Linked DNA regions of Homo sapiens: region 2 is linked to region 1. The links are chromatin contacts, found by Hi-C in ENCODE. All regions are on one chromosome and are shown on one strand. The core of a region is the stretch at or near the end of the contact, and the rest is flanking DNA. Distances in the headings are between cores, read along the strand shown.

Region 1 (4,408 bases), core at 1,808-4,307:
CTTCGTGTAAACTCCAGTCCGGAGGACAGGAGAGAGACCCAGGCCTCGCCCCGTGGACAGGCTCGGCGCCACGGCTCCCGCCAGACACAGGAGCACACTCTACAAATCTCGGGGCCCATCGCATCAAGGAGACAGAAAGAAGCAAACGAAGGACCTTATGAAACACACCCCCAAAGCAACCAACCAATCCAAGAAAAAAAAACACGTCTCAGGGCTCCATTGGTTTTCCTGGCTGGGGGGCCCTGACCCCCTGTTCTAGCCCGGCCCAAGAACCCTGCACCCCACCCCGGCCTGCTGAAAGGTGCCCTGTCTACCTGAGCAGAGCCTCCCTCTCCAAGGCTCTGTCGCTGTCGCTCCACAACTCCCTCACCCTCTCCCTTTCTCTACTTCCCCCTCCACCTCGTGCTCTACTGTGGTGCTCTCTCTTCCCCCCTCTCTCTCTCCTCCCCCCTTTTCTATCTCTCTCTCTCTCTCTATCGCTGTCTCTCTCTCTCCCTCTGGTTCTATTTCTCCATCCCTCTCTCCTTTGCTTTCCTTCTGTAGCAGGAGGAGCTGCAGACAAAACCCCTCAGACACCGAGTTGTAGAAGGAAGGGCTTTATTCAGCTGGGAGCATCAGCAGACTCACGTCTCCAAAAACTGAGCTCTCCTAGTGAGCAATTCCTGTCCCTCTTAAGGGCTTACAACTCTAAGGGGGTCCGCGTGAGAGGGTCGTGATGGATTGAGGAAGCAGAGGGTACGTGACTGGGGGCTGCATGCACAGGTAATTAGATCAGAATAAAACAGGACAGGGATTTTCACAGTGCTTTTCTATACAATGTCTGTAATCTATAGATAACATAACCGAGTAGGTCAGGGGTCGATCTTTAACTACCAGGCCCAGGGTGTGGTGCGGGGCTGTCTGCTTGTGGATTTCATTTCTGCCTTTTAGATTTTACTTCTTCTTTCTTTGGAGGCAGAAATTGGGCATAAGACAATATGAGGGGTGGTCTCCCTTCAAGCTATCTGCGTCTGTCTTTGTGTGTCCGTGTGTGTGTGCCCGGGTGTGGTGTGTGTGTGTGTGTGTCTGCCCGCGTGCACCCGTGTGTATCCGTGTGTGTGTCAGGGTGGGTTTGCTCGTGGTAGTGGTGGGGTGTGTCTGGGTGTCCGTCAGCCCCTCTTTCTCAGGATGAGGCTGCCGGGGCTCTAGTGCCAGGGCGGGGCAAAGCAGAGCCTTCTTGCCCCTTTGGCCATGGCGGGTCCCCGTCAGAACAAGCGACGATGGTGTGAGCATTGTGAGAAAAAGGGCCCGTGGGGCTGGGCCGGCCGTTCGCCCCTGGGCAGCCCTGGCGGCTCTGGGTGTGTGGGGCAAGAGGGGGCCTTGCAGGAGGGGCGGCGAGGAATCCAAAATAATTTTTCCGCGGCAAGGCGGAGGACCGGAGGGGACCCCAGGACCGCGGGCCCTGGGCCCTGACGCCTCGGAGCACACCCCGTCCTAAGCGGGCCCCAGGTGTTGGAAGCTCGGGAGCTCAAGAGCCTGGGGAAGGCCTGGAGTCTCAGCGAGAGGGTGGCCGCCTGGAGAGTCCAGAGCCCTGGCAGGGGATGGAGGCCTCTGGCGCCTGGGCTGTCTCGCGCATGGTCTGGCCGCCGGCGACATCGGGACGCTCTGGGAGGTCGGCGAAAAGCGCAGCGTGGCGATGGTGGTGCTTGGGCGTAGAGGGGGAGAGCAGCCGGGCCACAGGCAAGCGGCTCCGGGGTGCCTGATCCCAGCCTCGCGCTCCCGGGTTGGTGGTGACGCCTGGAATCAGGCAGGCGTAGCTGGACTGGGCTCTTGGGCCAGCCAGGCGCCACTGCCATTGTCTACGGCCATACCACCTGGAAAACGAGAGAGACCCAAGCTGCGGCCCGTGGGCACGTTCAGCGCCACTGCTTCTGCCACAGTGAGGGGCGCACTCTACAACTTTCAGGGCCCACAGCACCAAGAGGACAGGGAGGAGCCAACAAAGGAATGACGCTACGAAAAGCACCCCCAAAGCAACCAACAAATCCAAGTAAAAACATGTCTCAGGGCTCCGTTGGTTTTCCCGAGTGGGAGGCCCTGCCCCCCTGTTCCAGCCCAGCCCAGGCACCCTCCACCCTACCCTGGCCAAAGGGGCCCCTGTCTACCAGATAGAGCCTCCCTCTCCAAGGCTCTGTTGCTCTCCCTCTCAAGCTCCCTCACCCTTTCCCTTTCCCTACTTCCCTCTCCACCTTGCTCTCTCTCTCTCTCTCTCAATCTCCCTGGTTCCTCTCTGTGTCTCTCTCCATCGCTGTTTCTCTCCTTCCGTTTCTATCTCTCATCCCTCTGTCCCTTGCTCTCCTTCAAGCTGTCTGTCTTTGTGTGTCTGTGTGTGTGCTTGTGTTCCCGCGTGTGCGCCCGTGTGTGTCTGTGTGTTTGGGAGTCGGTTTGCTAGTGACTGTGGTGGGGTGTGTCTGGATGTCCATCAGTACCTTTGTCCCAGGATCAGGCTGCCAACTCTATTGCCAACGCCTGGGTGTCACAGTTGCCGTGATAGTCTCACACACGCAGGTGTGTTCATCTCGTTCATTTTCACGTAGACAACGAGAGCGAAACCACAGAGAAAAGAAACATCCCGTGCATCACGGCCTGACAATGGATTCCTGTTTCCTGTACAATGTGGAGTCTCCAATATAGCCTGTTTGAAAACTGGAAAGGAGAGCACCGACACGATGCTGGTCTTCCACGCATTCCTGGAAGTTTCTGGGGCCCCACAGAGCTCGCGAAACAAACAGTCAACATGGTCACGCTTTCGGGGGGCAGAAACTTGAGCAACAGGCACCTTTACAGAGGGCAAAGAAACGTGGAATCCAGAATCACGCTTCAGTTGGCCTGGGTGTGACTCCTGTGTGGATGGGACTATCTGCCTCGAGCTCTGTTGCAGGGCTCAACGTGGGGATATGTCATCTGTGAACCATGTGGATGAAAAACAGACAACTACCTGAGTCTCGGCTCATTGCTCTCTGGGGAATTCGCTCATTCCTTCGGAAACGGAATTGGTCTGAATTGCTCCGGGATGAAGTAACCCAGGCTGGTGATCCAGAGGGCCGCTGAGCGCCCCGCCGGCCAACGGGGCTGTGGGCCCAGCACTCAGCCTGTACTGGGCACCCAACATATTCCCGGAGTTCTGGGTCCTGTTGGTTCTGGAGGCATAAGACATTTTTTGTCTCTGCCTTCTGTTCTCTGTTTCTTGCTCCTTTTGTCTCTCCGTCCATCCTTCCATCTGTTCTACCCTCCCTCCCCTGGCTTTTTCCTCCCTTTCTCCCTCCCTCCCTCTTTCTCTCCCTTCCGGGGTCCCTCCTTCCACCCATCCTTGCCTAGCTCCATCCTTCCATCTCACTCTGTCTCTGTTCCTGTCCTCATCTCTGCCTGCCTTCCCTCTTGCCTGGAAAGGGCAGCACCCTGGTTTGCGCGAGGTCTCGGGTCTTTATTTAGTTGTAAGGCGCTCTATGGTGCTGGCGAGGAGGCTGGCGGGACACGGGTTGGCAAGTGATGGTGAGCGAAGAGGCGGAGGAGTTGAGCCACAGAAAGGAGAACTGGCCTGGATTCTGCCCCGGCCCAGTGTTTCGCGGACTGAGGTCTCCGCCAACCCGATTGAAGAACGCGGGGGGGAAAGGGAGGAGAGCTCCGCCTGGGCTAGTTAGAAGACTAGGCTGCTGCCTGGAAACCCGCGCATGCGCAGTAGACAGCCCACCTCCCTGTACCTGGACCGGCCCTGGGATCCCCGGGATGCTCAGGAATGCTTTCTTTTCATTGTTGACAGCCCTACTCTGTGTGGAGTCTCTCGCTGGACCTGGAACTCAGGGATCCTAGGGAGGTCAGCTGGAAGGGAAGACACGCCTCTCCATACCAAGCCTGAGGTTCACTGCAAAAGAGAGGCCGCCGCCCTGCCCCCACCCTGCCCCCACCCTGCCCCAAACCCGCCCCAACCTGCTCCTCCAGCAGAGCCCTGTGTTCTTCCTGTCTGAGGAGTGGTTCCAGCAAAGCGGGCTCTTCCACGTCCTTCAGCTCCCCCAGTGGCGCCGGATCTAGGAAAGGTTGTGCCTTTTGCTGAAACTCTGGGGTTGACAGGAGCTCATCTAACAGGCTGGAGGTGAGTGCAGACGAGAGCCCCGGCTCCTGGAGCGGTTGGGAGGTGCCCGGTTGGCTGGCATCTGCGCTTGACGCGGAGGCCTCCGGGGTCACGAGCTCGGGAGGTGAAGGTGCCCCGTCTTCGGGTTCCCATGCCGCCCTGGCGACCTGGGGCTCCAGCCCCACCACGGACTCCGGTGGGACGTGGGTGGTGCAAGCACACCTTTCCCCTGTGACTCAGCTTGAGGGGCCCCAAGCTGTCCCACTGAGCACGCGCCCAGCAGGCCGTCGCGCTGTGGGT
Region 2 (4,151 bases), core at 1,088-3,587, 4.9 Mb after region 1:
TTTATTGGGGGGCCACTAATACTATCAAATGTACTACTAGGAACCCATGCATGTTTCTCATAGTTAGAGGAGTATTCAATAGCATTATTAAAGTTTTGGACTGAGGTCAGGAATCAATTGAAAAAATTACATTTAAAATTAAGCAAAATAATTAGATGAATATTTTCTGATTTTTAAATAGGTTTCCAGAATTTCTGGCCAAGTCACTATTGCTCATGATATTGATGTTGTTGTATTATTTCCAATACAGGATGACTTTCCTAAATCCCTGTTGATAGAGTTGGAGATAGAATCAGGAAGAAATACCAGGTCTCATACTACATGGTCATTCATTCCATTAATCAATTCACAGTAATAATGCAATCGTAAGGCTCTTGGTAGAGTTCCTTAGAATCCTGCTTCATAAAGTTAGCTCTCTAAATAGCCAGTGGGCAGTCTGGTTGGACACTTCTCTCTGAAAACCTAAGGCTGTTTGCTTTTGGGCTTTACAGAAGTGGCTCAATACCAGGCTCATTAATGGGAAAAGGGTCATGTGTATGGATACATGTATTTGGACATTTATACGTAATGCGTGATCACTTTTGATCCAATGTTTGGCTTTACCTGTCTTCATCTCCCCTGCATTACCAGAAACTGACTTTGCACTTTCACTTACCACCGCCTCCCTGGGAGGCAAATTCATTTTCCACTCTGGATTTCATAGCTGAAGTCTGAGAAGCAGGAAAAGGAGAGACTGGGATTACCATTCCCAGATTCCAAACTAGCCTGCTAGTTACAGCGGTATGATGCTGCCCCCTATACAGTGATTCGTACCAGTCAGATGAACGGTTCTTTGATCGGTTCTTCTGTCCTCCACCACTGGTCTATCCACCCCATCTTGAACTTTGTTAATACAATATTTCTGCTAGTTATTGTTCAGGGATTGAGAGTCAGGGAAACTGTGTTCTGGTCCTTGGGTTACTTAATGTCTTGAGACCTTAGTTTCCTCATCTGTAAAGCGGGAGGGCTGGACTAGATGTATGTTCCTCCTGCTCTGAGCTGTGAAGCGTCTAGGATGCCAGGAGAAAACCAGACCCAAGTCACAGGGTTCTAAACAAACCATACCTTAAATCTCTCAGTAATGGCCAGCCACATCTGCAAGAAGCAGGCTGGGAAAACAGCTGAAGAATAACAGATATTTGTTTTATTTGTCAATTATGGCTCAGTAAAGCTAAAAAAAAATAGATACTTCTGTTATCAAGAAATTATTGCACTTGATTCAAGGCTGATATTAAACCATAGCAGACTCACTCAAGGTGGGGGGTGAGAGAAACAAAGAGATTACAAAACTGAAAAGAGGTGTTCATTTGCAGAGAACTAAGGGAGTATCCTTCAAACAGAAACTGGAAGCCAGAGATCTCTGAAGATAAGGATCATGAAATGTTGTTATTCCCCAGACAGAATGTATCCCACGTTTTCCACCGGCGTTGTTTTTGGTAAAGAAGGGTAAGTGGAAGGAAGTGATGAGGCTGAAAAATACCATTTGCTTCAATTCAGCCGCGAAGGATCCGCTACCTTTTGGTTCCTATTAAGTGAATTTAGCTTTAGCTTTCATGATAGCATTTTCCCAAAGGAGTCCTTTAGATCTGACCCCTACCCTCTTCGCAGCTAGACTGACATCAGGTGACGTTGCAAGTGCCCCCAGCCCACTAAGCGCTATCAGTAGGAATTGGCCCTCAGCCCCGTCACAGCGCTTTCCCATGACATCCCCCAGCTTCTCTCTCCTAGGACCTCCTCGCCAGCCTACCCCTACCTGTTGGGTAGGTCTTACTTGCTGGGAACACCTGCTGTCCTTAGAATGGGAGCAACCAACGCCTTGGAATCCTGGCCTGTCCCTTCCTCGTGAAGGGGGCGCCTGCGCTCAAGTGCCGGCTTCGCCGCCTCAGGCAGAGTCTAGCAGGCGGGCGACCAGGCGTAGCTGAGTTCTGTGGCCTGGGGAAAGGGGACGCCCTATCCCCACAGCCCTGTTTCGCAGGGCTTCAAGACGCTGAGAACGGCCGGGAACCCCTGGAGTCTTGGAGGCACCCGCCAATTCCAGGGGCCCACCCCAACCCCGCTCTCAGTCTGGGCCAGCGGCGGCGGGACAGGCGCCCGGTCCCCACACACCGGCTGAGACGCCCAGCCCACTGCGGCTGAAGCTCCGGCCGCTGTTGCGGCAGGTGCTGCAAACCGGTCTGCCTTCGCTGCAGGGCTTGCGGGGATGGGGCAAGTGGGTGGAGAGAAAAGGGGAAGAGCCTGGGCGGCCGGCAGGCGGGGCCTGCAGCCTCCCCAGCCGCGGCAGCCGCCGCGCAGCCGGCTCTCTCTGCGCCTCGCTCCGACTCCGGCGCGCACCAAGCGGGAACCCGCGCCCGAGCCCGGCGGGCGCCGCTGCTGCTCCTCTCGGTCCCCGGTTCCCGGTCCCCGAACGCGCCGCGGCGAGGCTGCGCCCGGCAGTGGAGCCGCTCGGAGCTGCTGGGCTTTGGCGGCCGCTCGCTGCTCCGTCTGGCCGGAGGACCGGCGGGGAAGGAAGGGGAAAGCGGGGACACACACACTCGCCGCGGCGCGCGCGCACTGCACACTCGTAGCCGCGCGCCCCCGCCAAGGCGCGTCCGGAGCGAGTTTGGCCCCGCGGCTCCAGCCCCGGCACCTGCCCGCCCTCAGCGTTGCCCCCGGCCCCGGCCCCGCCCGCCGCCCCCTCCGCCCTCCCGCCCCTCCCGCCCCTCCCGCCCCTCGCCTGCACTGCTCTCCCTTCGCTGTGGGGAAGCGACAACGTCCCGATAACTTGCAGACTGTGGCGCAACTGGTCTTGGTAGCGGAGGCACCCGAATGCTGCCCGGGTGAGGTAAGTTTCCTGTGCGTCCCCGGCCCCTTCCCACTAGACCCTTCTGAGGGGCTTGCGCTTAGGGGCTCTGCATCTCTGCTGAAACCCGTCGGTCTCTCTACCCTTCCACTTTGCCTGTCTGCGTTGTGCTGGGGGTGACGTGGAGAGGGCGCCCGTGGCCACCGAAGCGGACCTTCGTTCCGCGGGGGCCACAGCTGCGCGCTCCCAACGGACACCCACCCGCTCGTCACCCGGATCCCCGGGGCCGCAGTGACACTCGGAGATCACTCTGGGTTCACTTAAATAGGAGTACTCTCCCCTTTTCCGGGGAACCTGCAGAGTTTGGCAGCGGAAGGAAAGGTCTCCCACCACCCTCCCCCGGTACGAAACAGCGGTGAACTTGTTAGGCGCCCTGGTATCTCAAGAGGGGCTTGCGAGTTGGTGTTCTGCTCATTTCTGGCGCTGGTGCCGGATTGAACAGGTGCGGTATGGTTCCAGTCTAAATGCAGCAACAGACTTCTGCGTTTCCCAGGCTTTCTCCCCCAGCCTGGTCAACGTGACGCTTCAACATCTGGGGCAGGGGCTGGGAGTGTAGGGGCACTGGGGAGGGAGAATGCCCGGGTTTGATTTACTATGCCGGTGCCAGGAGTCGCCAGAACAGAAGAAAACAAATGTCTGCTTATCTGGCATCTATGCAGATGAGCGTGTTGTCATTTCTTATCCCCCCCAACCCCCAGCTCTCTTGTCTGGTGCCCAGCGTGGCTGAGTAGAAACCTATTCCGGAGAAGTTATTTGGGTAGATTGATTAATTCTTTCATCGAATCTACTGAAATCAGGGCTCCGAACAAGGCAATCCTAGTTACTCTGATGCTTTTTTAAAGGGAGCGTGTTACAGATCAGAAATAACACCCACTATCATCACTACCTCTCTGTGACATTCTCAGATGCAGGAGGCCCTAGCTTTAAGGGGAATGATCCTTAAGGGACCGGTAGGACCTCAGAATGTGTTAATCTCGTGCAAGGAAGAAGCGGTCTCTGTGTCAGTACTTCTGAGTCTCGGTTTGGGGAACCCCTTTTGTCCCTCTAATGAAGCACATTCAGCCAGAGACTTCTCCCCTGTTCTGCGAAGAGACTGAAGCGTTCTGCAGCTGTTGGAGTGGAGAAAGGCGAAAGGATTGGTTTCATTAGGACTCTAATGTGATGAAGTAAGGATGGGTTTCATTAGGACTCTAATGTGATGAAGTAGGGTAGTGTTCATGGAAGCTTTGCTAGAGCATTCCCAGCTGAAAGGAGACGCTGGGAAAAAACCTTA

Evidence for each region. Hi-C counts contacts between places; a loop is a spot of excess contacts on that map. Pooled maps may share reads with other maps.
Region 2: a loop to region 1 is called in a pooled map, with 16 times the contacts of the local background. The contact joins the promoter of PIP5K1B here to the enhancer-like site in region 1. A Hi-C loop is called at or near these places in 2 of 50 pooled maps.

The regions. Positions count from the first base shown.
Region 1 is chr9:63,813,779-63,818,186 of GRCh38, forward strand. LINC00537 (long intergenic non-protein coding RNA 537) reads left to right here. Exons shown (of 2, transcript NR_146626.1): 2 at 3,800-4,408. It also overlaps the pseudogene DUX4L50. Among named protein-coding and RNA genes, the nearest start is that of LINC00537, 3.0 kb to the left of the region's middle. RefSeq lists enhancers at 1,212-1,740, 1,741-2,269, 3,854-4,392, 4,393-4,408. Within about 2 kb of position 3,058, at least 3 of the 41 ENCODE cell types and tissues checked have a DNase peak (open chromatin) inside an H3K27ac peak, as active enhancers do.
Region 2 is chr9:68,702,903-68,707,053 of GRCh38, forward strand. It overlaps PIP5K1B (phosphatidylinositol-4-phosphate 5-kinase type 1 beta), which reads left to right and starts at 2,338. Exons shown (of 16, transcript NM_003558.4): 1 at 2,338-2,860. RefSeq lists enhancers at 1,852-2,777, 3,466-3,555, 4,006-4,151 and a silencer at 2,196-2,715.